3 separate regions of the Mus musculus genome follow, and regions 1 and 3 are each linked to region 2. The links are chromatin loops, found by intact Hi-C in ENCODE. Cell type or tissue: left cerebral cortex. All regions are shown on one strand. Links, peaks and the distances in the headings refer to the core of each region. The heading gives the core; the rest is flanking DNA.

Region 1 (10,518 bases), core at 1,504-9,503, 210 kb before region 2:
CTGCAGAGCAAGTGACCAACGAAAATTCAAAGAAAGAAAACGATTAATAAGAAGGGACTTAGCTTGCCAAGACTTATTTGGATTCTGCAGTGGGAAAACTTAAAAGATCATTAGGGATATGTGAAATATGATTTGATAGTTGGTGATGGTAAGAGATTACAGTAATTTTTAGTGTTAATTTTTAGTTAAGTTTAGTGTTAAATTTTGTTTAATTTTTTGTTAGGTGCTGGGGATTGAGCCAGGGCTTCATGTGTACTGGGCATGTGTCCTACCACGTGAGCTATACTTCCCAGTCCACTTGTGAGAGTGCCATTCTTAAAGGAAGTCCATATCACTTAGAGATACAAACTGAAATATTATTAAAGTGATGATTAGTGTCTTCAGATGTCTGTAAAAATACTGAAGAGTGGAGACGGCCAGTGTATGAAAGAAAGTTGAGAAGAGATTGTGAGTTGGTAATTGTTGAAGCTAGGCAATGGGGTACTTAACAATTCAGCATACTGTTTTTTTCTACCTATATTTAAATGTTTTCATTAAAAGTGTTTTAAATATGGATTGAGTTCATATAGAGAGGTTTACTCAAGGCTGTATTTATAACCTGTATTCATGATGAGTTTCATAATGATTTTTTAGTGGAATTAAGCTTGAACCAATCAAGCTAACATGATTAATTATATTCTGCTCCAGTTCCAATGAATGATTAATTGATTTTGAGTATGAGGGTAAAATTTGAAACTATCAGTCATTTGGGAGTCTTCATAAGCAACTGTTTGATCCCTCCTTACTTTCACAGTATTGTGTGACTTGCTAACTACTTAAGGAAAAGAACTGTCTTCTGTTATACATCAGGAATAATGGTCAAGTTACCACAGTAAACTCACAAACTGTATTTTGGGATAAATGTTAAGTAGCTCAGTACAGTAAACTGGAGTCCCATCTTTCTTGTTTAAGTAACACTGATCCCTGGAGGTTCAAATGTATCTTTTAAAAGGTATCCTGGGGTTGCCTCCCCCCACCCCGACTATAAGGGGATTAGAATAATTTGGCATGATGTGGGTTGTCTGTCATGAAAAGTGAAAAAAATGTTTTCAGTTTTCACTTCAGGAAGGCTGAGTCTGCTCAGTAATGCTGATAGACGGGTTACTGTGCTTGTCATAGCGTGTTTTACTGGCCTTTTTCCCCTCTGACTTGGGCTTCGGAGTTAACCTTGTGTGTTACTGACTGTCAGCTTTTACAGATTAAAGTGTTGTATGTTACTCATGTTTCCTAATTTAGTTCTGTGATAGTCCTGGTACCCATATTTACATCTTTGTTAACACTTTTCTGCCCCCTCTCACCATATCAGCAGGATAGAAATTCTGTCCTATACTATTCATAGTCGCTAAACTATGTGGACTGGTTATTCATTTCAGTCACTCACTGGACAGATTGTTTGAAAAATTATTTACTTTAGTGAGAGATGGCTCAGCAGTTAAGATGGCTGCTCTTTGAAAGGACCTGCTTTTGGTTCCCAGCACCCACATTGTACCTCACACCCAGCTGTAAATCCAGTCCCAGGGGATCAAAGGATGTCTTCTGCCTCTGCTGGCACAGGCATTACAGGCATACATACATGTAGGCAAAACACTCATATACAGAAAACAGAAAAAGTACCTTTTAAAACCAGACATTAAAAAAATTATTTTAAATACTTTGTATTCTTTGGTAGTTTTTACATGTTTATAATCACCTACAATTGCTAGGCTCCAATTCCAGCATGTACCCTGTCCAGTTTCCTGTTTATATTCTTTTAAAATAACATACTGTGTCCACTTAGTGCTGCCTGCATGAGTATAAGTAAGCCATCAGTGGCCACCACACACACACACACACACACACACTCACACACACACACACACACTTCCCTATCACCCATCAATTGTTAATAACTCCTCAGCTAGAGAGAGAGAGGCTGCCTCATGGCTGCCTTCCATATCCATGATGGAGTTGTTGACTGCCTGATCTTGTGCAGGTGACCACAGCTGCTAGAAGACAGCATTTCCCAACACTCCAACCCACTTTCTGTGATGCTCTCTGAGCCTTGTGGCGGCTGAGTGAGTACTCAAGTCACTTGCGTATGTTGACCAGGTATGGGTCTCTTCACTGACTGCTGCCCATTGCAGAAGGAAGCAGCACTATTCTACAGATATAAACACTTAGATGGCAGCTTCACAACATGTCCACTTATCAAAACAACAGTAGTGGGTTCCCCTATTATGGCCCATGTCCTCCCCACCTGTGGCCCTTTGTCCAGTATCAGGCATAAATCTTCTCTTATTTATTCTGGGGTATGTGTGTGTGTGTGTGTACACAGCTTTAAGGAGTCAGTTGTAGCCTCCCACCTTGTTGAGGTGGGGTGTTCGTTTTTTCTGCAGTTGCATTGATCTTTCCAGGCTTTCCGTTAGCTTCTGGGCAATTCTGCCTTTGCCGCCCATCTTGTCGTATACTGGGATTAGCCATAGCCCCACATCTGACTTTTTTTATGTAGACTCCAGGAATTAAACTTCAGGATGTCTGTTTTGCATGGTAATCCCTTTTATCTGAGGAGCCAGCCCCTGCTGGCTCTGAATGGGTTATTTTTTAAGGGCTTGTTGTGCAAGGCCACTACTACCTAAGAATAAAGTAGTGAACTTAACCATGTCCTTGTCCTGGTGGAGCTTGTGGTCCAGTAGGCTAAATAGATGGTAGTGTTAATCAAGCACGCATGGAATTAAAGTGTGCCATCCCAGCTATGGTAAGTGTTGAGGGAGGAGGCAGGGCCTAGTTAGAAAGGGAAAGGGTGTGCGAAAACATTGCTGGAACCAGAAGGCCGAGTGAGGGTTAAATGGTGTGCATAGTGATTTTAATGATACTGGCTTGGCTGTATGCTGGCCATTATGTTGTTAGATGTAACCCTAGTCATTTGGAATCCTCTAAATGTTTTTAATGTTTGTTTGTTTGTTTCTGCTTGACACTTCCATTTGTGAGCAGCTAGGAGAGTAACCTAGCAAATGTCATGCTTGGTGATTCTCTTTAGGATGTTGGCCTAGTAGTCTAGGAGATATAAAAGGCCCTTGGACTTTTAAACCATGTCCTCAATATCATGAATGCTATAAACTTGGGCTCAGGACATGGAGCCCTCCTGCTAGACTAAATGGTGTACCTCTCATTTGCTGTCCCCACCTCCCCAATCTACTCATTTCAAGTCACATACTGCAGCATTTGGTCAAACTCTTGACAGAATGCCTTACACTCAGAGGCTTTGGCAAGTCCTGTTCACTCACTGACTGTGGTTTTTCCCTGCAGCCCTTCAGGGCTGGCATGTAGAGGTCAGAAGGTGCCTTAGAGAAGTGGTCTTGGCAGTGAGTGCGGCTACTGGCTGAGCCACCTCAACAGCCCCTATAAAAGGATTCAGAGCAAAGCCGATAACCCCAAGACTCTGAGTGTAGGGATCAAGCACAGTGACTTCCTAACATGAAGAGATGGTGAATCGAGGATGAAGGATGCTGGGGGTTAAAGTGTAAAGGATGGTGTCAGTTGCTAATTGCAGCAGTAGCTACATTTATAGCTGACAGAATCTGTAAGGAAGGAGCTGATGGGTCATTACCTGTGTGACCTTGCAAAGGTAAGTAAAGCTCTTAGTCTCTCATCTGTGAAACAAGTATAATATTAACTGCCTTAAGGAAGTGTGCTGAAGAAAGAATATATATAAGGCACCTTGCACGGGGTGGGGGTGGGGTACCCAAATACCAACCTGTGTTTGCATGAATAACTGCATATTGAGCTAAGACAAATTCCTATTAAGTCCCTTCTCAAATGTGCTTAAAGGATGGTAGATCTGTGGTTAGTCCAAGTCTAGGAATAGTCATGAGTGTCTTCTTGTCTTCTTGTTGCCAAAACAACTTAAGAGAGAAGAGGTTTACTCGGGCTTACTGTTGAGGGGTCTGGTGCATCCTGGAGAGAAGCCAGAGCAGCAGGGGTGGGAAGGGACTGATCACGCAGCACGCACAGCCAGGAAGTGGCTGCTCAAGTGTCTCTGTCCATTTTATATAGTCATGCCTCTGGGTCTTCTGCCCAAGGGATTGTTCCTTCCAGAATCAAAATGGGTCTTCTCACGCCAATTAATATAAGGGATATAATTCCCTTCACACACTCAGAAGTCCAAAACTGATTCTAGATCTCGTCAAGCAAGCTCACAACAGGAACCATTTTACCAACTTTCTGTTGTAACAAAATACCTGAGACAATCCACTCAGAGAGAGGAAAGATTTATTTTAGCTCACTATTTTTGTTTGGTTGTTTGCTTGCTTTTCTGGACCAAAAGCATAATTTTGAGCTTTGGATTTTTCAAGAGATGAGTTGGATAAAGCAGGCATCATAAGCGTTTGAAAAGAAATCCAGAAGAGCATGCGTGTGACAGAAGAGACAATGGAAAGTAAGGAGTTTCTGAGATGGAGAGGGACTTGTATCTGAGTTCTGGGAGGCATCAGTGGTGAGAAAACGTACTCGCAGGCAAGCTCCAAGAACAAGAGAGGAGCAGGAGAAAGACCTGTGCTGACTTTAGTCTGCTCACTAACTGTACTGCAACTACAACCTGGAAACTGGCCGTCCCGGAGGGGAAAAAGGACAATGTAGAAATGGACCTTGGCAGACCTGCAGCTTGGCCCTCCACTTAGACACTTCTTGGTTATTATTCTTGTTGTTTGGTGGTTTTGTTGTTTGTTTGTTTTGTTGTTTTGAGATGAAGTCTTACTATGTAACCTTGCTTGGCTTGGGACCCACTCTGTAGATCAGGCTGGTCTTGCACTCAGAGAGATCCACCTGTCTCTGCTGTCCAAGTGCTGAGATTAAAGGCAAACACCACCACGCCTGGGTGTTGCTTTTTTCCTAAGTCAGCACAGTGCTGACCTCAGATTTACTGTGAAGTAGTCAATGTCTTTGAACTTCTAATCTTCATGCCTCAACCTCTCAAGTGCTAGGATTACAAGTCTATCCCAACACACTAGGTTGCTATAGTGCTGAGTATGGAACCAGGGCTTTGTGCTTGCTAGGCAAGCCCCCTGTCAACCAACCTACTCCCCCAGCCTCTGCCTCACTAAGTTTTACAGAAAGATCAAAGAATGTTTCCATTTCCTTTTACTTGGTGGTGGTTAATTAAATTCCATGTTTACAGAAGAGTTGGGAAGGTCTAAAAGAATATGAGATCTCAGAACATTAAAGCAAAAACAGAAGACTGAACGCAAATCAAGATATATCTCAATACCTGCTATTCAGACAAGAGATACTTGTTCTTCTGTCTGTGAAGGGCCTTTGGCCTGCCACTCTGCAAAAGTCTTTTCCCTTCTTGAGTGGATCACATCGCCATCTGCCTCGACAACGCTTCTATAGTCTGCTACTAAAAATAGTAAGCGAATCTCAGCAGATCTGGGCATGGGAGTGGGCGGGAAGAAAAGAGACATTCCAGTGCTCTCCCATGGAGAGAGGCTATACTTCTGGAGGCGAAATGAAAGCAGTCTTGAGGTCTGGTGTGAGGAATGAAGCAGGGGAGGAACAGAATATTTTGGTGGGAAGAAATATGTGTCTAGTTTTCATAACTTGGTAAAAAATATTTGGTTGTGAGCAACAGAAAGGGGAAAGTACCCAAAACTCTACAAAAGAAACCAAATGAAGGAGATGGAAAGGGAAATTTGATCTATGTATAACAATAAAGATAAATGAAAAGAATAAACAATTAGTAAAGGAAGCCAGTAAGATCCTGAGGTCTCATTATTACACTAAGTATAAGTGGGCCAGATTTCCCCATTAAAGTTAGAGACTTTATGTTGAGTAAAAATTTTAAATTACTTATCTATAATGTATCTAGAAAAATATTTTAAAGGTTTAACATTTTTAAATTTATTTGAGTAGGGTGCATGTGTGTGTGTGTGTGTGTGTGTGTGTGTGTGTGTGTGTGTGTGTGTGTGAGTGAGTGAAAAGTGAGGTCAGAGGGCAAATTGCTGAAGTTATTCTTCTCCTTCCATTATGTGAATCCCAGGGATAAAACTCAGAGTAGCAGCTTAGCAGCAAGTACCCTCACCTACTGAGCCATCTTGCTCACTCCAAAATAAAGTTGTAACTTTTAAAAAAATGTTGACAGTGAAGAGATAAAGATAGTAAGGCATAATGAAAGTGGGGATAGTGCAGTGGTAGAGTATTTGCCTACCTAGTGTGAGGGCCCTAGGAGTTTGGGCTTAAAACCACTATAAAATGCATTATAAAGAACATTTTATGAATCAGAACCACATTAATAAGCTTATGATAATCAATGGAACTGCAAATACAGTTTAATAAAAATGGAGATTTTAAAACTTTCAGGGTTGGTTCTGATTTATAACCAACAAACTATATTTATTTATTTATTTATTTATTTATTTATTTATTTATTTACTTACTAAAAAGTCAGGCTTGGACATCATGACCCTTTTGCCTCAGCTTCCAAGTGCTAGAATTATAAATGTACACCACTATAATCCAGCTAGCAAACGCAGTTTATTTCATATATATATATATATATATATATATATATATATATATATATCTACATATATATATGTAGATAGATATATATATGTAGATAGATAGATAGATAGTTGTAAAGTAAAAAACAGAATTTTTTTCATATACCCAATAAAACATTGTAAGGACTTACAATCTACTTGATTACAAAGAAAGTCTTGAGAAATTTAGAAATTGTTTGTCTTTATAGCAACATTCAATAAAATTGGAAATTATTTAAAAATAACCAAAATAGCTTAATTGTTGAAGAATTAAGCTTAATTAATTGAGCTTAATTAATTGAGAAATTCATCCTTGATAACCTTTAGTATAAAGAAGAAAATAAAGCAAGCCCTTTAGATTGTCTAGAAAACAGTGAAAAGAAAACCATTTTTATATAAATCCATGCAGAAGAATATGGACAGGCTTAGAAACCACTGTCATCCAGGAAGAAAGACTAGGGGCTGGGGAGATGGCTCCATAGGAGCACTTGCTTACCACTATAAAGACCTGAGTTCAAATCCCCAACACCCATGTAAAAATCCTTGTGTACCTGTAACCCCAGCATTATGGAATAGACAGAGGTGGATCCCAGAATCTCACTGGTAAGCCAGCCTAACAGAAGAGAAGAATTTTAGGTTCAACAGCAGACCTCATCTCAAGGCAATAAGGCAAGGAGCAATGGAGAAAGATGTCAGCCATTTTGCTCTGGGTTCCTCGTGAGCACACAAGGGTACACACACTCGTGTTCTGTCACCATATGCCAACACACACCACCTCACATTCACTGTGCTGGAGTTGAGCCAGCCTTTGCTTATGCTAGGCAAGTGCTTTGAGCCGCTCCAGTCTATATTTGCATATATTTTAAAGAGTAACTTTAGGAATGCAGAGGAATGCCACCATTCTCCTTAGTTTTCTTCCTGATCACAGACTGAGTTATTGAACTTTAAATCCGACAGAGTTTACAGACTGACCCTAAATTTAATATTGAACAAAGCACTGTGTCTGCTGTCCATGGTCAGTGGCTTATGGCCATTCCAAGTACCTCAGAATTGTTCTAACCGGAGAGTTCTTGCTTTCTGCTTTTATGGTAGCCTTTATTTTATTCATTATTATGGTCGTATGTCTCTCTGAATCTTTCTTGCCTGAAGGTGCTTCACAACTCTTTAAAAATGAATGTGATGTGTAATATAAAAGCTGAGGTTCTAAGAATGTTACAAGCAAAAGCACAAAATATATGGTTTTACAGCTATAACCTTTTCTTTAATTAGCAAGGATTAAGGGCCAGCAAGATTGCATAATGGGGTAGAGACGCTGCCAAGCCTGATATCCTGAGTGTGACCCACAGAACCCACTTGGTGGAGGAGAGGACCACTTCTCAAAGTCCTCTGACTTCTACATATGTCTCTGCCCACTCTGCCACAAGTAAATGAACATAATTTCTAAAATTGTTGGGTGTGGTGACTTATGACTGAAATCCCACCATTCAAGGGGTTGAGCCAGGACAGTTATCTTGAATTCAGTGCTAGCTGGGACTACACAGTGAGATGCTGTATCAGAAAAGCAAAAACTCATTATAAAAGAAGGGCATGAAACTAAAGAGGAACTAATAGAGCTGGAGAATGAGGAAGGGGAGGAAGAGGAAGAAGAGAATGGGAGAAAGGGATGAGAATATAGCATATGCAAATGTGAACACGTCATAGTGAAAGCCTTTGGTGCAATTAATATGTGCTATCAAAGATTTACCTTCCAGCATACTATCAAGACTAAAACCTCAGTTCATGGCTGTAGAATCAATATGCAAAAAAAGTCACCTCCCTTAAAGATATTGGCTGATATCATGAAAATAAGAGGGTTGGCAAGATGGCTTACTTGCCACCAAGCCTCATAATCTGAGTCCTATCCCTGGAGGCCATATAGGGGAGAAGAAAAGCCATTCCTGGAAGGTGTCCTCTGACCTGACACATGAGCTGTTGGCATGATGCGAACATCTATGCACACAATATAAATAATTCATAAAAAGGCAATTAGTACAAAAGTTGAACTATGATCTTAGTAAGTGATACCCAGTAATGGAATAAGCAATGCACTGCGGCTATGGGAGTCTCTATTCTAGGAATGCAGTATGGGCCAGCATTAGGAAATACATGAATGTAATTTATATTACCTTTTAAAATATTCATTTTTAGTATTAATTGTATGGGTGTTTTGCTTGGATATATATTTTTGTACCTGTACCAGGACAGGATGCATGCTCTGTGCCCACACTGACCAGAGGAAGGCATCATATTCTCCAGGACTGGAGTTACAGATAATTGTGAAACACCATGTGGGTACTGGGAAGTGAACCAGGGTCCTCTGGAAGAGCAGCTAGTGCTCTTAACCACTGGGCTATCTCTCCCCAGACCTATTTTTTAAAAATCATTTTAAAATATGTGTGTGTGTGTGTGTGTGTGTGTGTGTGTGTGTGTGTGTGTGTGTGTGTACATGCATGTGTGCAAAGTGAGTGCAGGTGCCCATGAAGTCCAAAAGAGGGTGCACTGCCTTCTGAAGCTGCAGTTAACAGGTGGCCCTGAGCCATGTGACATGGGTGTTGGGAACTGAGCACAGATTCTCTGCAGAAGCAGTGTGTACTCTTAACTCAGTTATATATAATTATATAACCCTTTCTAAACCTTATATAATTAACAAAGGAGGAAAACATACTATATGGGCAGTTCCTAAATTTTAGCAGCAGCAACGAATAAAAAATAGAAAAATCCTTAAATACAATAAGGCTTATTTGCCAAATCCCCCAACAAAGCTCTAAATGCAAAGTCTACTATGAGGCATATTCAGATTGTAGTGAATCAAGTAGTGCCCACCATGGGTGTTAATGTCATCTGGAAGGTTCTGAAAAACCCTGGAGTGTGAGGATGTGGAATCAGCAGAATACGTGGTGTTAGTAAGGAGATGGTTATTCACCATGAGATCCTAATTAAAAGAAAAAAGCAACTAGAATTGGCATGTGTCACATGATTTGATAAGATGAACAGATACAGAATAAATAAACTCAAAAGACATTCCATGTATGAACAATATGTCCCATGAAGTAGAACTGTAGTGGTTTCACTCACAACAGCAACCAAGTACTTTTTTAAAACGAAAGTTTTAGAAAAGAATATGTAATATCTTGTTGAACATGAAGCAATGTCTGAACAGATGCTAAACATATAGTGTTCCTGAGCAAGTACTCATAGAAGAAAAGGTTAGTTCTATATTTATCTCTATACTTATCTGATGCCCAGTTAGAAAATTAACAGGGACTACAGATAAATTTGATAGTTACCCAATATTCCATGTGAAAGTCTGTGAACATACCACAGTGTCTATATGCTAGTAAGGGTTTTGAATCCACCCGGGCATGGCAGCTCGTGCCTGCAATCCCAGCACAGGGGGTGGGGGGTGGGGTGGGGATGGGGTGGGGGCGGGGGCTGAAGTCAAGAGGATTGCCATGAGTTTGAGGCCTACCTGAGCCACACAGTATGCTCCTGATCAGCCTGGCTTACAGTGTAAGGCTCTGCTAACCAAAACAAAAAGATTCAGAAATCATTTGCGTGGGTCTAGAACAGGAACATGGATGCTAAAAGATAAATATACTTTTGGTTTATGATAAATGTAAGATTGTAGCTCTGCATTGAAAAGCAAATTCACTTCAACACATGTTGGCTTCGTTTTTATCCAGATAGAAGAAAATAAAGTTTGGCACTCTATCCTTGTACCAAATACAAAAGTACATTTCAGATGGATTAATGCCTATAGGGGATTAAAAAAAAAAAAAACAACTCAGGAGAAAAATCTTTATTTGGTATAAATTGTAATTCAGTAGAAACAGAAGTGTTAACTAATCCAGTAACCTATGTAATACAGGTTTTCTGGAGTTAAAAAAAAAAAAAGTCTACTACTGTTTAGCAAATAATATAGTTA
Region 2 (10,518 bases), core at 836-8,835:
CTCCTACTGACTCCCCACTTCCGTGGTCTTGCGTGATTGGCTGGAGACAACTTGTTGAGAGGTATCAGGGTTTTCTGTCTGTGGAGGAATTTCCCCAGAAGATGTTTCAGAAAAGATGAACAGGTGAGCTGTTCCATCTGCCCCCTTTCTCCCTGCCATCAGATTCCTAGAACTAGACAACCATATTCCCCAGAGACCTGGAGATAGGGGATAAAAGGGACAGATAAAGATAAAGGGACAGAGACAGACAGACAGACAGACACAGAGGTACACAGAGAGAGAGAGAGAGAGGGAGAGAGAGAGAGAGATAGAAATGGAGAGACACACAGAGACAGACAGACAGAGAGACACAGAGAGAGGCAAGACAGAAAGAGACAGATACAGAGGCACACAACAGAGACAGAGATGGGGAGAGATAGAGACAGAGAGAGAGATAGGGAGATACAGAGACACACATAGAGATAACTTTGGACCATTAGAGGAAATCACAGCTGAGTTTCACGAGTGCCATTCGGGGAAGAGCAGTAAGCAGGGGTGATGGATGTTCTTTTAATAAGCTGACATTAAGGTTCCAGAAAAACGTCCGTAGCCTTATTTCTCATATTTTTAAGTTTGTAGTTTTGGCTCACTCTGCATGCTAATCTCCTGACTTTATACGAGCACAAAGCCTCACTTGGCTTCTGCTCATGCTGGGAGCTTTGCTGGCTGTAAGTTTGGAATATCTTCAATTATGAAAAACATTTATTGAGGTTACACTCAAATGATTCTTGGAAAGCTCTGAGGTTAAGAGCCAGGAGGAGGAGGAGGGAGCAAAGCTGAGCCTCACAGAGGGACCAGGGATTCCAATGCGCCGGGAAAGTCTGGAGTGCAGGCATTCTGGGCCTCTGTGGGTATTGCAGCATCCTATTCAGATCCATTATCTGTTTATCCATGCATGGATTCATCCGGTAAACTGTCCTGAATGCCTCTTATGGGCCTCTTGAAGCAGAAAAACTCTTCTTTTCCAGATACAGGGAATTGAGGGAAATGGTGTGGGCAGCTACATTATTTTTACTGGAAGTCGGGGGAAATACACATAAGCTGACTAAATCATGTGTGTGTGTGTGTGTGTGTGTGTGTGTGTGTGTGTGTGTGTGTGTGTTTGCACATGTGTGCACACATGTGCTCATGTCCAGGCACATACCGGTATAGAAGATTCATAGAGAACATCACTGTGATGGGTAATTGTTAGACTCATCTGACTGGATTTAGAACCACTTAGGAGACACATCTCAGTGTGTCATGAGTGTGTCATGAGTGTTCTTGAATGGGATGGGGCTCTAGGCTGACTAAAAGGGGAGAAAGGTCTAACCCAGCAAAGCATTGATGTTTATCTCCCTGCTTCCAGACTGGAGATGCAGAGTGACCGGCTGCCTCATGCTCCTGTCTCCATGGCCAGTCACTTCTGCTTCCATACCTTCTCCTCATGACAGATGACATATTTTTTATCAGTTATTTTGCCACAGCAACAAAGAGAGAAAATATAATGGGAGTTCTAGAGGGTGAAAACCATGTAGCCCAGCCTTTCTTCAATTCCAGTCTGTGCATGAACAACCCAGTCCGGGGATGTTGGTTTTGTTGTTATTTATTATTTATTTGTGTGTAGGTACATGCATAGAAGTCAACTTTCGGGAGTGAGCTCTCTCCTACCATGTTCAGACTCAGGTAATCAGGCTTGGCAGGAAGTGACTTGCCTGCTGAGCCATCTTGGCATCCCAGGCAGCAGTTCTAACCAGTTCGTGACAGCCAGTGGGTGACAACATAGTGATGGTCTACAACTCCCAGAAGCAAAGGGACAGAGGCCTGGTGTTTTCAAGCTCTCAGGAAACAGACCTTAGACACGTATGGCCAAGTGTGTGTATAAACATTCAAAAATGAAACCTGCACATGGGCAACCTTGATCGAAGTGAGAGACGAGGGTTTGCTGGGGAGACTTCTTTTCTCCCTTCAAACTCACACAGCCTCAGGGAAACACCAGGCCGCCTCCACCTTCTACCCAGAGCTGTACAGCTTAACACTGAGCACAGCTGCGTTCATTGCTTCGAATGTGACCAGGATGACTGAGGAGTGGGATTCTATATTTGATCTAAATGAAAAGCTGAAGCAGTACCAGACATTTTTTTTTCTGATAAGTGCAACTTTTTAGGGTAGGGGCTGGAGAGATGGCCCAATGAGTAAAGATAGTTGGGTATAAAACCTCTCCAGGAAAGCAGAAATCATCTCTCTCCATATATTTTTTTCCTTCCACTGCTGAACCCTTGGTGTAAGAATCATGTTTAATACAGAGAAGGCACTCAATAAATGTTTGTTCTGTGAATGAAGATTTTGAGGTGGCTGTTTAATTTCATGGATTCTTCTCTGTCATAACCATGCTTCTCACAAGCCTCTCTGTGCAGATATATTATCTGCTCTCTTAGAATAAATTTTAACATCATTGCTCAAAAGGGCATGGACTATTTTATTGCTGTTAAACATTGCCAAGTTAGTCTCAGAAAAGACTGAACTAATTTTCAGTGTTCTCAGCAATGCCATTCGGCGCAGAACGTGGATCTCCTGGTGCCAGCTTTGGAAGGCAAGCAGAGAGAACAGCTAGGGTTTGGGAAGTTATTTAGCCTGCAGAGACTCAAACTATTTAAACTGTAAAACAGAGATAACTGTGTGAGGCTGGAAATGAACGGAGTAAATGCCAAAATATTTGCATGACAAATGAGGTTTATATACATTATTTTAGTTAAAAAGGGATTGAAATGGAAGAGGTAGAGATAGCTCAGTGGTAAAGTGTTTGCCAAGCAAGAGTAAAGACCTGAATTTGAACCCTAGAACCTACAGAAAAGCCAATGATGTGCACTTATAATCCTAGAACAGGGGAGGAGGAGACAGGAGGGCTCATTGGCCAAATAATCTAGGTGAATTGGCAAGTTCTCCATTTAGTGAGTGTGATGGTTTGTATATCCTTGGACCAGGGAGTGGCACCATCTGAAGGTGTGGCCTTGTTGGAATAGGTGTGACCTGGTTGGAATGGGTGTGTCACTGTGGGTGTGGGTATAAGATCCTCACCCTAGTTGCTTGGAAGTCAGTCTTCCACTAGCAGCCTTTGGATGAAGACATAGAACTCTCAGCTCCTCCTGCACCATGCCTGCCTGGATACTGCCATGCTCCCACCTTCATGATAATGGACTAAACCTCTGAACCTGTAAGCCAGCCCCAATTAAATGTTTTGTTTTTTGTAAGACTTGCCTTGGTCATGGTGTCTGTTCACAGCAGTAAAACCCTGACTAATACAGTAAGGGACAGCGTCTCAAAAGAAAGGTGGAGAGCAACTGAGGAAGACACTCGCTGTTACTCTCTGTGCTCCACACAGATGCACACACATGTGCACACACAAACGTGCACACACAAACATGTGCACACATTAAATAAAAATAGAACAGAGATCATAGATCTTCCATACAGTATCAGGATGTGAGTGGTGTTCTCTGTGAGATGGAAGCTTTGGAGGGATGGACACAGAAGAAACCTGAGCCATATATTGGGCTCCTGACAGTGATGCTTAAACTTCTAAAACCTGAGGTGGCTGGGAGAGAGAACTAGCCTCTTATTTTTATGCACTTGATTCTTGTGCTATGAAGATTTACTTTTAAATAGTTATGGGAGCTAATATCTCATGTGTGTCTAAGAACTTAATCCCAGGAATATTTTATTACAAAATGAGTTATGTTTCTTAGCAGACAAAGAAAAGAGTTCTGAATACAAATTCTCTTGGGCAATGATTTGACAGGTTCAGGAGTGGGGTGGGGTGAGGGCAGGGTGGCTCTAACTTGCCTAAGAGAGCAGGAAGAAGTTCTGCATGTGAATATTATTTTGGGGGCTCACTGGAGTGTGCCATATTCCACAGACCCTATGTGACTGTAAACCGAAGCCTCTGAAACAGTGAGCCCAAATAGGCATTCTGCTGTTTTATTAAAATAAGAGGAAAAAGGAGACTGAACATTGTGTCTGGACTCGCCTCTGCCTTGCTCAGACCTTTGGCAAAATTATTAGTGAGAAGTGGATGGACAAGTTTGAATTGTATACTTTTCCTTATTCAGTATCTCTACAGAAGATAGGTGTGCTTCTGCCTGTCTGTCTATCAACTATCAATTGATCTCCATCTACTATCTTATTTATCTATCATTTATCTAATAGATACATTTGTATATCTAATAGATAAGCAAATATTTGTCATATATTTTTGATCTAACATACATATATCTACTATCTTACATATCTATCATCTATCTACCTATATCTATTATATACCTGGATAGCTAACTACTATCTACTAATGTATGTATGTATGTATGTATGTATCAATCTGCTCTCTCATCTGTTATCTATCTTCTATCTATCTATCTATCTATCTATCTATCTATCTATCTATCTATCTATCTATCTATCTACCTACCTATCTATCTGATATCAATCATCTTCATTCACAGCAATTAGATGGAAAAAGAAATTGAGAGGAGCCTGGTTTGTCCCTATTCTGAAGTTTCATCTTCGGGAGAAGGTCAAGAATGGCTACGTCTGCTTTAGGCTATCTCTGTGTCATGAGCCAAGACAAAGCTATGATCTTGAAAAGACAAAACACTTACCTAGACTGCAGCTGAAGGGTGAGGCTGACTAAAGTCTGGCACCTTCTCGTTTGCTGGATTTGTGCAGCTACAAAGGGCAGAAAGGCTGCTTGCTTTTCCCAGTATCCCAGCTCAGGGCAGAAACACTTCAGGAAGCTACAGAGGGGATTTCTGGGCTGGGTGAGGGAGTCCAATCTAGATAATTGTGTTATCACTGATCCCATGTCTTTAAATTTGTCCTGAGGTAATATACCTTTTACTGGGAAGAGAGAAAGAGAGAGATACGGGGGCACTATTTAATAGCCATATGGAATGCCAGAAAGCCTTACAAGGGTGACTTGCTCTTGTCTAAACCAGGACACAGCAGGCAGATCATCTTTAGCTTGTGCACAGACCCAGACACCAGTTCTTTACCAAACTCCATGTATCTCCACATCCCACCAGCAGACCAGAAGAGACTGCCTACCAAACACACAGGCCATCTGTAGCAGGGCTGGGAGAACTGGGATGGTTAATCTTACTTGTCAATTATATGAACAGACCTCTGGGCATGTCTGTAAGAGATATTCAGATAGATTTAAATGCTATAGGAAGATGACCCCCCTCCTCCAACTACCATGGGTGTTGTTCCATGGCCTGGACTCTTAGACTGAATAGAAATGAGAGAGTGAGCTGAGCACATCTGCTTCAAGCCATTCAAGCTCCTGCTGCCTGTCTGTCTCCACCATGATGGGACTATACCCTCAAACTGTGAGCCACAATAAACCCATCCTCCCTGACTTCACCATTGCCATAGCAACAGGAAATGTAACTAGCACAAAGAGGAAAGCTGAAATCTCAGCTGAGCCATCCCTACTGAAAGGTTATTATCCGTTCTTGTTTCCTTTACAGAGGAGAGAGGAGGTCCGGTTAGCTTAATTCTCAGGATACTGTGGTGAGTAGACAGGACACAAGGGAGATGGAGATCCGGATCTAGCCCTTGCTCACTGTGTGACTTTAGTCAAGTCACTTGGCCTTGCTGAGCCTCAAATTCTTTTCTATAAAATAAGATTGGGACCAATTATCTCTAAGGATTTAGGCTCTCAGTACCAAGGCTTTTTAGGATCAGGGAGAATGGAAGAGGGCTGTGCTCCCTCCTTTCCAGACAGCTTTGTAATGGGACTAAGCATTTGGCCCTGAGTTTGAGAAACAAGCCTAGATCGGCTTGGTTGTGACAGACCCGTGGGCTTCCTGTTCTGTCTGTCACAGGGTTTCAGATTGTCACTCACATCTCCTCTCCAGGAATGTAGGTGCCATGTGGTCGAAGGACAAAGTCCTGGTGATAGGAGGAACAGTGACTGTTGTCACTGGATTCTCAGCATCCAGTTTCCCTACACTTCTGGCTGGTGAGTCAGGCTGGTGGCCCTGATGCCTGGCAGTGGGCCCCGCCCAACTTGGTGAGTGTGTCAACACCAGGATGGGGTAAATCATAAGAAGTCCATTTTTAGCTAAGAGTGAAAAATGAAGTCACTGGTATAGCAACAGAAGATGCCAGCTGGGGACACAGATGGGAGGCGACGATGTGTGGAAGGGTGGGGCAGTTATCCTCGTGAGCCAATCCCCAGGAGGCTCGGGCTGCTGGAGTTGAAGTAATTCTGGCAGTGTGATGGGAAAGGGACCCCGAAAGAGGTCTTATGGGAGGAACCACAACAGGCCTGTCCTTTTCTAAATCACAGACCCCAGCGGAGGCTCTAAGCATCTGCGTGCTCCAGGGAAATGGGAAGGGGGATGCTGGAGTCTCAAATACATGGACTTTGCCATCTTCTGCTCTATTTTATTTTAGGAGCAGAGCAAACAGAGTGGGGAGGATTTAACCGCCTGTCTCCTCTCTCTTCTTCTCCCACTCTGGGCTGGACCAACATGTCTCTGAGGCCTTTACATTTCCACCATCCTGTAGTTCCTTGCTAGTTTCAAAAATAACACATTCTGGGGGAACAGAGCATGTGAGAAAATTGCTGATATTTTAAAGATGAAGTAGCACCATTTCAGTATAAAAGGGGGAGATCACACCTCTATTCCGTGGCTTTTAGCTGGATGTTGATCCTGACACCATCTTTAACCCCACACCTGTTTCCTCATTTGTGAAATGAGTGAGGTAGTGTTGCCTAGCTCAGGGGCTCTGGAGGGTTTAACTGGATCGTGAGGGTCGGGGCTTGCTCAGCACTGCTGGCCAAGTAAACCCAGCACATCTAGGAGGAATCAGAAGCTGATGGGCCGTAGCTCTCTCAAGGAGACAGTGGGAGCTGGGTGGCTACCCATCCATTCTCCCTTTCTCTGCTTTCCTGGGTGTACTGGGAGGCTCCCCTAGATATCTCAGGGTGAGCTCTGGGGTAGAGCTCCAAGAAGGGAATCCCCCTTGGGGTTTGGCTGGCTTTAGCTGCTTCCTTCTCTGACTCCATGTGTGGCCATGTGCATACAAGCGCACATGTATGTGCGTGCATGGTAGGTGGTGTTTACTCGGGATACTGTCTACCATTTTTTTTTTGAGACATGGTCTCTTACAAGCCTAAAGCTCACCAAATAGGACAGGGTGGGTGGCTGGCCAGTAAGTTCCCATGGATCTGCCTGGCTCTACCTCTTGAGCACTGGAATTACAAATGTGCTTCGCCATGCCTAGCTTAAAAAAAAATGTCAGTTCTGAGGGTGGGTCAGATGCTTGTACTTGAAAGGCAAGCACTTAACCAACTGAGCCATCTCCCCAACTCGAAGCTGTCCTTTTCTTCTTCTGACCCTGCGTGTGTGCTATACCAAGAGGGGGGACAACTTCAGAAAGCACACCAGGACCCAGAGTGGGAAGCACAGCTGCTCATTCATTCATTCATTCATTCATTCATCCAGCAAAGACCTTGTGCCGGTCTGTGCTTTTCTCTGCACTCATGGCTCCATTAAACCTGGGCTTTGCCCTCTGTTATAGAGAGTGGGCTGGGGACAGTCTTCAGTCAGGCCCCCCACTTCCTTCTCTCTTACTCTTCTTGCTCCATGGTTCACCACACAGTTGATTCTTACTTGAAGATGAACTGTACACCCCACAGGCATCCCTCACATTGGTTGAAACTCCAAGAATAGATGAGATTGTTAAAGCTCAGACTATACATGGGAGAGAGTCTCTGTCTCTGCAGTGAGAGATGTCAAGGAACACATGTTTGAGGATTTGGGGTTCAGGAAGCATGGCAAGGGCTAGGGTGTTCCCTGATAGGTGGGGATGTTAGGTGGGTGGCAGGGAGGTCCAGTTTAGGCTACTGGCAGGATGCATTTCTCTGATGTAGGGATGCTCCGAGCAGACAGTCGCTGTCAGGTGGCATGTAGGGTAGTGAGCAGGGAATCATGGCAGAAATTAGCATCTCAGACCTGGTAACAAAACTGGTATCTGCTCAAACTGAGGCAACTTATATTCCTTAAGAGTGGAGCAATGGAGGGACTCCAGTTCCCAATCAAGACAGGCCCAGCTGTGGGCCCAGGTATGGCTCTGGCAGGTCCAGCACAAGGGAAATGCCTGGCAGAGGCTGGGACTGGGCTGGCTCTGATGTTTCCAGAAAAAGCTAAACACAAGAGTGTTTGGAAAGTGATCTACTGACTGGTAGTCCTCACTTGGCAGACATACAGTGATCATCTCTTTGGGATCACTACGGGACATCTATGGAGAGAACACCCCACTTGGAGACAAACACACAGACTTGAGTCCCTTCAAGAATATTTCTGGCTGACAGATGTCTGTGTCTTCGAGTGGCCTGGTCCTGGCCACAACGCTATGCATGAGGAATGCACAATTCTCTCTCCATATTATAGATGCGACTGCTGTTGGCCAAGATCCAGGGTATTACCTATAGCCTGGTGTTGCTAAGGCTCTCAGGGCCCTTTTCTCTCTATTGAGAATGAGTACTCTCAAACAAAAATTGTTTGGATTTAAAAAAACATTTATTGTTTTTGTGTGCATGTGTGTATGGATGTGTGTATATGTATGCACATGAATACAGGTACCTGCAGAAGCCAGGGAGGGTGTTATACTGTCTAAAGCTGGAGTTATGGGTGGCTGTGTGCTTTTTCACATCGGTGCTGGGAACCAAACTCTGGTGCTCTAGGAGAGCAGTGAGCACTCCTAACTGCTGAGCCACCTCTCCAGTCCCTAGTTTGTATCTTGAACATCTTCCAAAGGGCCCAGGAGTTAAAGGCTTTGTCACCTGTTAGGGGTGTTGGGAATTAATGGAGGCTTTGGGAGGTGGGGCCTAGTAGAAGGGAATTAGGTTATTGGGGGCATGCCCTTGAAGGACATATCAGGACCTCAGCTCCCACCCATTTCCTGGCTACCATGATGTGAACAGTATTCTTCAACATGTTCCTGCCATGATATTCTTTCTGCCTCTCCCGCAGGCTCAAAAGACCATAGAAAGGCAGCCAAGACTGAGACATGATCTGACACAACCTTCCTTCCTTTCAAACCGATTTTCCTGGGTGTTGTATTACAGTGATGACTAATAATGGATTTGGAGCCAAAATCCTGTCTGTATCCCTATCAATTTGTGCAGAGTTGGAAAAGTTGTTTAATCTCTTCAATTTTCATTCTCTCTCTAGTTACTTGGCATGTTCTCTTGATTATTATTGTGCATTGTATATTCATGTGTGCACACATGATTTGGGGTACACTTGCATGTATATGTGTGTATATTTGTGTGTGCATGTATATGCATGTATGTGTATATGTCTGTATGTGTATATATGTATGCATATGTGTATGTATGTTTATGTATGTATATGTGTAAGTATGTATGTGTATATATGTGTGTATGAATGAATGTGTGTACATGTGTATATATGTGTGTATATGTATATGTGTATATGTGTGTGTATATGTATATGTGTATATATGTGTACAGCTATGTATGTGTGTATGTATGTGTATCATGTGTATGTGTTTATATATATGAGTATATATGTACATTTGTGTATGTGTGTATTTGTGTTTATATATGTATCTATGCATATATGTGTATATATGTGTGTATGTGTATATATGTGTGTATATGTGCATGTATATATGTGTAGATCAGACACCAATGTTGAGTGTCTTGTTCTGTCACACCCATCTTATTTTTTGAGACAGTGTCTCTCACTGAGCCTGAATTTCACTTTTCTACTTAGACTGGCTGATCAGACAACTTCCAGGTCATGCCTCCCTCACTGGGCTCACAGTGCTTAGGTCTGACTTTTACATGTGTGCTGGAGCTCCTACCTTGGGTCTTTATGCTTGTATAACAAGTGTTATATTCTCTGAGCCTTCTCGCCAATCCCCTTTTGATTATTAAGCTGCCAGCACTGGCTTCAGTAGTGGAAGACATTTTATTCCTTCTTTTTGCTTCCCTTCTGTCAAAGATACTTGGAATTAATTTGTGATTAGTGTGGGTGTATGTTCAAAGCCACCTCCTCTATTAGACAGCGGACTCCATGAGGGCAGGCATTACACTGACAACCGACTTTTTCAATGGTGCTACAGAGCCACAGTACTTTCAAGGATTCAGAGAAATGTCTTAACCTCAGTTTCCCTTTAAACCAGGAGAAGATGAATAAGTAATAATGATTTTATATTAAGTCCAACCTGGACTGAATTCGTCTCTATACCAATATAAATATACATCTCTTGAGTGTAGAGAGGGAACTAGAGGAGAGTGGGTAGTGCCCACAGAAGTTGTAATGTAGCCTGGAGTCTGTGTCTTATGGACACCTGTGCCTGTCCCCATTTGGCCATTTATAACTTCTCATGGGAGTTAGACATTCAACCAATGAGTGTCAAATGAGAGGAGGGATGGAGGTGGGAGGAGACATTCCCAGCAAG
Region 3 (10,518 bases), core at 897-8,896, 78 kb after region 2:
AGAGGTGTCCATTTGTACTTGCTTGAACACTGTTGTGAGGAGATCTAGTTTCCTATGAGCCGGATGGAACAGCCAAGAAGCACAAGGGATAGTGGAGAGTATAATCCCACAGCATTACCTGGACAAATGGAAACAAAGGGTCAGGAGCTAAAGGCTTTCATTCCCTCCCACAATTGCTCTCCATAGATCCATGACCACTCCATGAGCATGCTCACCTGTCTCTCCCCTCCTTCTCTGCCCTTCTCTCCCCTTGTTCCTATTTACAGAGATTACATTCTTCAGGTAAGGGTTGGCCAGTAAGTGTTTGCCTTTGAGCCCACCGGCTCACTTCTGTGCTCTCCTGGGCCTGAGGACAAAACCTCACTTCTCTTTCTCCACAGAGAACCACTCTGGTCTCCAGCTAGGCGCTGAAGCATCAAGGCTGTAGATTTTTACTCCTATACAGAGTTATGGCCAAATTTTCCTGTGCTCAGAAGGCCTGGCCTTTGAGCCATTCTATCCAGGTGGCCTTTTGCTTTATTGCCTGCCAACTGAGGAAGGTCTGAGCCACAGAGAGTCTGTCAGTAGCACAAAATTGCCTTGACTTCCTAAGACTCCTATTCTTAAAGAGACTTACAAGCCAGTCATGTAACATATATCTCCTCACACTGTACAATTAATTGTACATCAGAACCTGATCATTCTGTGTCACCAGTAAGTCCCAGCTGTCCTGAGTCCCTGCCTCCACTGCTGTGAACACAGTCATTGTTCTAGCCCAGGCTACTCTGCCACCTTCGCTTACTGTCTGTTCCCTCTCCTGGTTTCCGTGCTGCCCTTCCTCCTGCTCCAGTCTCCTAGAGGCACACAAGATAGCTCGGCCAGCCAGGTGTCTCACGTCACCATGGCCAGCATCTGCTGTACTCCTGGAGGGTTTGGAGGTGGCTCAAAACTGATCTTGGCTTTTGAGGACACCACACATCCTCCTGTTCTCTCCATCATAAGCAGGTGGCAGGTGTGCACTGCAGGATATGTGAGTAGCGTCACGCCTGACAACAGGGACTGGAGAAAGAATACTTGTGCTGAAGAAAAGCTTAATTATGACTGAGCCCGACTACATGAGAGAATACAGGAAATGGATATAATATATAATGAATGTAGCCTGCTCGGGAAAGCAATTCCAAAAATTATGTTAACATTCTCATCTTCCCCCAGGGGCTGCCCCTTTTCAAGTTATCTTATTTCCCTCTCTCTGAATTATGAGCCTGGATGGTTACTCTGCTTCTGATTCAAAGTCACAAACTATCTGTGCCTTCCTGCAGAGATGTGAGAGGTGAGCTACTTCTTCAGCTGGGCTGATAGATCCTTCCAGAAGCTTCAGCTGCTGCCCTTGCTCACAGGTCCGACCTCTTGTCACCTGGGTGAGGCTGACTCTTTCTAGTCTCCTTGTCACTGGGAAGCCTCACGTGGGGTGGAGGGGGCCCAGAGGTCAGTTTCAGCCTCTCAAGGTGTTGACGGGGTGAACCAGAGACTTCTCGGTGGTCCTGTCTGCTTGCTGGTGCGATGAGCCACGTGGTCCTCATTGCCTCTGTACCAGCCCATGCTTATGTCACCACTGTGTTCCCTGCGGCTTGCTAAGCAGCAAGGACACACACTGGGGGGGGGGGGGGGGGCTGGGAGTGCTTCAGTATGCAGAGTTTGTGAGGCTCGCCCAGATGGAGTGGCCCTTGCATTTCTTCTGCTAATGGAAAAGAAATGAAGGTCTTGAAGAAAGGGTTTGAAATAGTCATTTTTTAAAATTTTCTCTGCACAGGTGTGAAACAGGGTTGGGCATCCTGGGATAGATGGCTGCCTCCCAAAGCCTTCTTACCACCATCCTTCAAATTCTTTTCATTGCTCTTTATATTATATCATATTACATGTATTTTTTATTTTTTATTTTTATTTATTTTTTGCTTCAAGACAGGGTATCCTGCAGCCCCAGCTGACCTCAAACTGTACGCTACCAGAGATGACCTTGGTTTTCTGATCTTTATTCAGATGGACCACAGAGCTCTGTGCCGTGAGGCTAGCACTCTACCGACAGGAACACACCCTTAACCCTCACCACAGGAAGTGGATATAATGAATACAGACTTCTCGGGGAAGCAATTCAGAAAATTATGTTAACATTCTCATCTTCCCCCAGGGGCTGCCCTTTTAAAAGCTTTGCTGGTAGAGAAAATTATCTGGACAGGGGCCTAGCTTGAAACTGGGCTTTGGAACTTTTTTGTCCAACATAATTGAGAGATTTTTGAGGGTTTCACCCTTAAGCAGCCTACGGATTGAGTGATTTATTTATATATTTTTGCCAAAGATATTTGTGCTAAAAAGAAGCACTGAGAGACCAAAAGGGAAAGATTCTCCCATGCTCTAATGTGTAAAACCCGTGCAAAAACCTTTAAAATTGTTGTGCCTTAAGCTTGCTTGCATCATACTATTCCAGCAAATGCTCTAGCAAGGCAAGGAGCAAGAATCTATGATTACAAATTGTCCCAACAACTGGAGTGGGGGCTCACTCAGTTGCCTGCCTGTGGCTTCTGCTTCCCTACCTGGGCTGCTCTGTCTAGCCTCAGTAGGAAAGGATGCGCCTAGTCTTGCGACTAATCACTTGAGGTGCCAGGGTGTGTTGGTCCCCTGGGAGGGACCTCCCCCTTCTCAGAGGTGAAGGGGGTTTGGGGAAAGATCTGGGGGGAGGGAAACTGAAAGGAGATGTGGGGTTGCAACTGGGATGTAAAGTGAATAAATCAATTAATTAATGGGGGGAAAGCCCACAAATTTGGGTTCCCCACTGTTTGAAGCCATATCTGTCACAGACCACAGCACTCTGTCACCACCTGGTGGTAGCATAGGCTCCTTCCACCGAGTGTGCCCTGTGTGTGTGTGTGTGTGTGTGTGTGTGTGTGTGTGTGTGTGTGTGTGTGTGTACAGGTAGAGTTTGTGACTTTGAATCAGGAGCAGAACGACCATATGGATTCATATCATAACACACATGTTCATGAAGAGAAACTGAATCTTAGAAAACAAATTGTAAATATATAAATTTGTCTCATATGATACTATTGCCCTTACTTAGAATATATGATCCGTCTGGGGCAAAACTATTTTATATAATATTACATCCCATCTCATGGAAAGCTTCAAACTTACAAAGTGAGTCTCAAAAGTAATTGAATATCTTAAAAAGATATGAATGTTATAAGCAGACGTTATAAAGAACATGATTTGTAAAAATATCAATGTATAGAATGTATTATAATAATAATCAAGTAGAACATGTAGGAGATGTTTTAATCAGATGTGACCCATTATGCCCATTATAATGTTGAGTTCCAGTTAGTAGGCATAATGTTTAGTTACCTTGTGGGCTATTTTTGGAAGATTTATTTTTATTTATGTGTATTATATGTGCTTATATGTTTACATGTATACATTCTTGCAGCTGCACAAGGAGCCCAGAGGCAGGCATCAGCTGTCCTGGATCTGGAGTTATAGGTGGTTGTAAACCACCTGATGTAGGTGCTGGGAATTGAACTCAGGTCTTTTTCGAGAGCAGCAAGTGCTCTCAACCACTGAGCCAAAGGTCCAACTCCTCCCATGTTTTTGAGGCACAGATTCCCTATGTAGCCTAGCCTGGTCTCAAACTTACAATGATCTTCCTGTCTCTGCCTCCTGAGTACTGGGGATTCCATGCATGCATCACCAAGCTCTGCTTTCTCACATGTATTTTTTTCCTCATTATTTTCTTATTTCTTATGTATATGAAGCAATTGACAGTCCCAGAGTTGTTTTGAATGTCAGCATGTGTGGCATGTGTAGAAGACTCCAGTCTATTTGAGCAGTTTGATATCTTCCCAACCTACTTCTGGTGTGTGTGTGTGTGTGTGTGTAATTTTACTTTTCCAAGTCTTAACTTCCTGGGTTGGGTCTGTAAAAATCATTGATTCTATGTCACTGGGTTGGGGTGAACATCAGATAAGATACTAAGTATTCATGTGAATACGCTGTGCATCTAAGGCATCACTGATGCCTGGCAAACAGAGTCTGGATTCCAAAGCTGCCCTTTTGGCCTCAGCGACTCAGTGCCCTCCTTTCATAAGGAACCCAAGTCAAAAATCTCTGGGACATTCTCCTCCTCAATACTTTAATTCTCTTTTAATCCTCTGGTTCTTAACTTTTCCAGCATGTCTCTCAAGCCCCTCCCCCATTTCCCACATCCCAGCCTTAAAGGATATTGGAGGAATGGGAGGGTTCAGGAGGGACAAGCAGGGTTGGAAGCTCACATGGTTATTGGGGGAGGGTGGGAGAGGCAGAGCTGAGCAAGAAGAGTATTCCAGAAGCTGAGTCATCCCAGATAAGTTCCAGGAAGATAGAGTTAGGTAAGCAGAAGAGGGAGTCTGAGAAGATGTGGTCCTGTCCAAGATGGGTGAAAACTGAAATGACATCCCAGGGACATGTTCATCCCTTTGCCTGCACTGGGCCAGGCCTCTCTGCATGGAGGATAACAACTGGGATTGTACATTTTGAACAGAACAGAGCACATATATTTCTGGAATTTACACAGAGAGAGAGAGAGAGAGAGAGAGAGAGAGAGAGAGAGAGAGAGAGAGAGACAGACAGACACACAGACAGACACACAGACAGACAGACACACTTTGAAATCTTCTAGAAGGAAGTTGAGGGCCTTCAGATTCAATGCTCCAGATTACTTCTGTTGACTTCCTTCTGTATAAGAAGCGTAGAATCACCACTTCCTTTGCTCCTGCTGTGTTGTTTCCCCACCCCCTCCTCAGGGAAGTTGCTCTTCAAGAGGCCCTATGTTGCTGGACGCCTCCATCACTGTGCTGGAATTGGACTGGCTTTTCTTTTCTTTTTCCAGAAAATGAAGAGTCGCTTTCTTTTGCGCATACTCGGGCTGCTGCGGCTCCAGGTCGCTGTCTGCCAAAAGCCCACGCTGAGATTGAACCTTCCAGAACAAAATGGCAGCCTGCCCTCCGATCTGGAGTACAACTCCTCAGTGCACCTGCCTTCAGAACTTGTGTCACCGCTGGAACGTGGCAGGAGCCTCCATCCTACGTTCTCATTGCCTAACCTAGCCTTCACAAGGCTGGCTTTGGAGATTCGCCAGCTGCAAACATCTTCCCAGGGCATGCCCACATTCCCGTGGTGTACCTGTGCCAAGGGACAGGGGAGGCTTTGAAGCATCTGGCTCCAACTCCCAGAACTCTATAGGAATCTTGCCCAAAATACAGAGATTACTGTCTCCGCAAGTATTTCAGGCACGGGCTCTTTTTTCTAAGGCTAAGAAACCGTCTCTGCAGATACTGCAGGCTCATGCAGCACCTTGCGTGCAAACCTAGCTGAAGCGTTCCCTAAGAGATCATTGCCAAGAAACATGTTGTCTCTATAGATAAAATTCTGGCACGAAGAGGAAATTTTAAATTACCTAATCTATCACCCTCTCCTCCAGGCTTGGTGCTAGACAGCTTGAGCTTGAATTCTTTGTTCAGATGCTCCCACCCTTAAGTCCACTACCCAAGTTACAGCTCTCCTTCCTTCTCCTCTCACTCTCCTGTGTCTCCCTTTCCTCTCTCCCTCTCCTCTTCTCCTTCCTTCTTCCCTCTCCTCTCCTCCTTCCTTTCCCCCTCTCCCTGTCTCTCTTCTTCCTCCATTTGCCCCTCCCTCTCTTTCTCCATCCACCCTCTTCTCCCTTCTTCCCTTCTCCCCATCCTCCTCCTTTTTCTCCTTTCTCTGTTGTTTTTTCTGTTGAGCTATTTGTCCACCCACCCACCTATCCATGTATCCATCCATCCATCCATCCACCCACCCACCCATATCTTCACTTTTGGGGAATGCACTAAGTTCCAGTGTATATTAGGCCTCAAGTTCTCAGTGGAAACAGTAACTACAACTGCTTAAAACAGGATTCTTGGACTAAGGAAAAAATAATCTGTTCAGAGCCAGTTTCTTCACATTGTTGAATGTACAAATTGCTCAAACCAGGAGAACCACCAAGCAGACCAGAATCTGTTTTTCCTCTATTTAGCAAGGGAGCCAAGCGCCACACAGAGCCCTAGAGAGTAGGTATATCTGGCAGGACAGAGCTCCTGTGTCATAACCCTCTCTTTCTGTGGTAAGACACTAATGAGTGCCCAGGCTCAGCCACATGCCCCACCCTGCTCTCAGGCCTCCTGGTCTGGGTAGTGAGCTCACTGCTGCTTGGTCCATACATTCTCTCTCCATCCCAGTTCATTATCTAGAGTTTCTAGTACTTGCAACCAAGAACTCTGACTCATCTACCCAGCAAATTAATTAACTCAGTGATTCACTCGGCCAACATTTCCTGAGCAGAACACCCTGTGAGGTGGGCGTTATTTGTCTTTATTTTATGGATGCAGAAACGGAAGCTTGAGGAACGTAAGTTAGGGAAGTAAACAGCAGAATCTGGCATCTGGTATTTAAGATGGCATTCTCTGCTTTTCTGTGAGCTTGCTACAGGCAGCAGGGTGAAGGATTCATCTCCAATTCTAAAGGAATTCAAGATTTGGTAACTGGGCAGCTACATTCACATCCCAGCAGCCAGCTCCCGAGCTGGAAGCAGGACTCTTGCCCTGGCACAACCTAGATGAGATTTCCAAAGATGCTTCAGTGACGGGAGTGTCTGGAGCCCAAGCGCAAGGGGGCTACTCTGGAAGGATTTATTTATGTTTAATGTGCATGGGTGTTCTGCTTGCATGCATGTCTTTGTACCACACTCAATGCCTGATGTCCTCGGAGGCCAGATTAGAGCATTGGGTCCCCTGGACCTGGAGTTATAGAAGTCTGTGCACCACCATGTGGGTGCTGGGAACAGAACCTGGGTCCTCTGTAAGAGAAGTAAGTGCTCTTAACTGCTGTGTCAGCCCTCCAATCCCATGTTTAATGTTTTTAAATAGTGGAAGCCAAATGAATCTCAAAGGCTAAATTTTAAATTTATATTTTTGAGACTATAATTTAATTACAACATTTCTCCCTTCTCTTTTCCTTCCTCCCAACCTTCCCATGTTCTCTCTCTGCTCTCCTTCATTTCCTAGGCCTTAAAAAGAACTTGTTGTTATTGTATATATATATATATATATATATATATATATATATATATATATATATATATATACATATATGTATGTGTATATATATGCATATATGTGTGTATGTGTATATATGTATATATACATATATGCATGTGTATGTATATGTATATATATGCATGTGTGTGTGTGTGTACATTCCTAAATATAACCTGTTCCATTCATATGTTACCTGTATGTATGTTTTCAAGACTGACCACTTGGCACAGAATAACCACCAGTCATGCTCTTCCTGGGGAAGGGGACCTCTTCCTTCCCAGATTCCCTCATTTGCCTATAGTCTCTGTGTAAGATTGAGGCCTTGTGGGCTCAAAGGCTAAAATTTTAAGCAAGTGCAAAGCGTGGCAGAGTTGTAGAGGCAGGACCACAAGAATTTAGCTCCTAAGCTGTGACTGTTGGGGTGTGGTTGTTGTGCTGTGGTGGATGTAGAAGAATTTTCATCTGAGGAGGCATGTGCTGTAATATTTAATGATGAAATGTCACAAATGTCTGTGATTTAATGAAGTATAATTATATATGCATGTGTTTCCTCCTGTCTTTCATCAGCTAAAGGAGTCAGGAAGATGAAGCAGACAGGATACAGATGTCAGTCACTGGTGGGTCCAGCTTGGGGGTTATTGTTAGCCCCAGGGCTCTCTCTTTTCTATAGACCTAACTTTTTTTCCCAAATAAAAAATTGGGGGATAAACATCTGGCTACAGAACATATAATATGTAAAACTTTGGACTTTGATCTTTGAAATTTCCATTCTGTAAATTGGAAGAGAGCAAACCTAGAGGGAACCAAAGGTGCTTGCTGAGGCTGCAGAGCCAAACAAGGGGCAGTTCTGTCCTCCCTGCTTCCTCTGCCTAGCTGCTGCTCTCATGAAAGCCAGCCTCTCTTTTTGGACATGCAAGATTATCTTTAATGTTTTTCTAGCGCTGTGCTGACTTTACCGAGTCACAATGGGCTGGCCCTGGCAGCGCTATCTCTCTCTTCTCAGGATCAACATCTCCCTCTGGTGCTCATTAGACCTCTGTGCTTAGTTTTCTGGTGCCCGAGTCCCCCACTCCAGGCCTTTGACTCTGTCCCTGCTTTCATAGCACTGTCCCCGCTACAGACGTGTGGATCAGTCTGTATTCGTGGTCCTTCATATTCATGGGCTGCTTTTCCAAAGGTTCCTTGGCATTACTGAACTAAAATGTAACCAAATGAAGTCATTGTGGTGGCATGTTGGCTATCTTAATTGGGGTCATTACCTTTAAACGAACTGCTATCCTTGAGGAAGGGACAGCCCCAGTCTCCAAAGGGGTAAACTCCCCTGCAGATGCCCTAAAAGCACAAATCTGTAAAGTAATCACCGTGCTGAACCTGCACAAGAGTGTTCTACAAAGTGGGTCAACAGTAAGAAATGGATGTTTCCTAACCTGTGTTTTTTCCCGTGGAGGAGAGGAGATGCTCACTGGAAACCAAGCAGGGGGCGCTTGCTCCCAGGCTAGAGGACTAGAAAAAGTCAAGGTTTTTAAAAGGAGTTTGAGTCAGGGCTGGGGAAATCGCTCCCTTAGTAAACTGCTTACCATGAAAGCATGAGGATGTGAGTTGGATACCCCAGAACCCACATTTTTAAAAAGCCTGGGTGTGAGGGCACATGCTTGTAATTCCAGTGCTGAGCAGGCAGAGACATGTGGACTCCTGGGCTCACTGGCCAGCCATCTTAGCTTGTTTGGCAAGATGGTGGAAGGCACTGGAGGAATGATACCAAAGGTTGTCCTCTGGCCTTCATTTGGTATCCATGCTTCTGCACATGCACATACATATTTATACACACACATACACATATGTACAGGTACACATAAAGGAATATGTGCACACTACATACACATACACAGGTGCACATATACATACATACATGCACACATATGCACACACACATATGCATATACACACATAAGCATACACAGTCATACCTCCCACAAAGGTACAACTTTCTCTTGTCCCCCTACCTGTCCCTACCTACCCTTTTCTTTTCAATTTTCTTTTTTTTTTTTTTAATTGGGAGGTATTTATTTATTTATTTTTTCCATTTTTTATTAGGTATTTAGCTCATTTACATTTCCAATGCTATACCAAAAGTCCTCCATACCCACCCACCCCCACTCCCCTACCCGCCCACTCCCCCTTTTTGGCCCTGGCGTTCCCCTGTACTGGGGCATATAAAGTTTGCGTGTCCAATGGGCCTCTCTTTCCAGTGATGGCCGACTAGGCCATCTTTTGATACATATGCAGCTAGAGTCAAGAGCTCCGGGATACTGGTTAGTTCATAATGTTGTTCCGCCTATAGGGTTGCAGATCCCTTTAGCTCCTTGGGTACTTTCTCTAGCTCCTCCATTGGGAGCCCTGTGATCCATCCATTAGCTGACTGTGAGCATCCACTTCTGTGTTTGCTAGGCCCCGGCATAGTCTCACAAGAGACAGCTACATCTGGGTCCTTTCGATAAAAACTTGCTAGTGTATGCAATGGTGTCAGCGTTTGGATGCTGATTATGGGGTGGATCCCTGGATATGGCAGTCTCTACATGGACCTTCCTTTCATCTCAGCTCCAAACTTTGTCTCTGTAACTCCTTCCAAGGGTGTTTTGTTCCCACTTCTAAGGAGGGGCATAGTGTCCACACTTCAGTCTTCATTTTTCTTGAGTTTCATGTGTTTAGGAAACTGTATCTTATATCTTGGGTATCCTAGGTTTTGGGCTAATATCCACTTATCAGTGAGTACATATTGTGTGAGTTCCTTTGTGAATGTGTTACCTCACTCAGGATGATGCCCTCCAGGTCCATCCATTTGGCTAGGAATTTCATAAATTCATTCTTTTTAATAGCTGAGTAGTACTCCATTGTGTAGATGTACCACATTTTCTGTATCCATTCCTCTGTTGAGGGGCATCTGGGTTCTTTCCAGCTTCTGGCTATTATAAATAAGGCAGCTATGAACATAGTGGAGCATGTGTCCTTCTTACCAGTTGGGGCATCTTCTGGATAAATGCCCAGGAGAGGTATTGCTGGATCCTCCGGTAGTACTATGTCCAATTTTCTGAGGAACCGCCAGACGGATTTCCAGAGTGGTTGTACAAGCCTGCAAACCCACCAACAATGGAGGAGTGTTCCTCTTTCTCCACATCCTCGCCAGCATCTGCTGTCACCTGAATTTTTGATCTTAGCCATTCTGACTGGTGTGAGGTGGAATCTCAGGGTTGTTTTGATTTGCATTTCCCTGATGATTAAGGATGTTGAACATTTTTTCAGGTGCTTCTCTGCCATTCGGTATTCCTCAGGTGAGAATTCTTTGTTCAGTTCTGAGCCCCATTTTTTAATGGGGTTATTTGATTTTCTGAAGTCCACC

Evidence for each region. A loop is a pair of places that touch in the nucleus more often than their neighbours do. Peaks named below come from ENCODE experiments on the same cell type or tissue, not always from the same donor. Only the 100,000 strongest peaks of a DNase experiment are listed, where the experiment ranks them.
Region 1: a loop joins it to region 2, with 2.2 times the contacts of the local background. A loop is called at or near these places in 2 of 42 quality-filtered maps.
Region 3: a loop joins it to region 2, with 10 times the contacts of the local background. A loop is called at or near these places in 5 of 42 quality-filtered maps.

The regions. Positions count from the first base shown.
Region 1 is chr9:70,783,458-70,793,975 of GRCm38, forward strand. No RefSeq gene overlaps it. Among named protein-coding and RNA genes, the nearest start is that of Adam10, 110 kb to the left of the region's middle. In left cerebral cortex, for the core only: no CTCF peak of the experiment used is centred there; DNase peaks (open chromatin) are centred at 5,436 and 7,281; H3K27ac peaks cover 915 bases.
Region 2 is chr9:70,992,814-71,003,331 of GRCm38, forward strand. No RefSeq gene overlaps it. Among named protein-coding and RNA genes, the nearest start is that of Gm32074, 18 kb to the left of the region's middle. In left cerebral cortex, for the core only: no CTCF peak of the experiment used is centred there; DNase peaks (open chromatin) are centred at 5,487, 6,149 and 6,541; H3K27ac peaks cover 2,925 bases.
Region 3 is chr9:71,071,243-71,081,760 of GRCm38, forward strand. Gm46120 (predicted gene, 46120) reads left to right here. Exons shown (of 2, transcript NR_168672.1): 2 at 4,895-5,283. Among named protein-coding and RNA genes, the nearest start is that of Gm46120, 7.4 kb to the left of the region's middle. In left cerebral cortex, for the core only: CTCF peaks have their summits at 2,822 and 8,161 (motif pointing left); DNase peaks (open chromatin) are centred at 2,817, 4,368, 5,187 and 6,401; H3K27ac peaks cover 2,771 bases.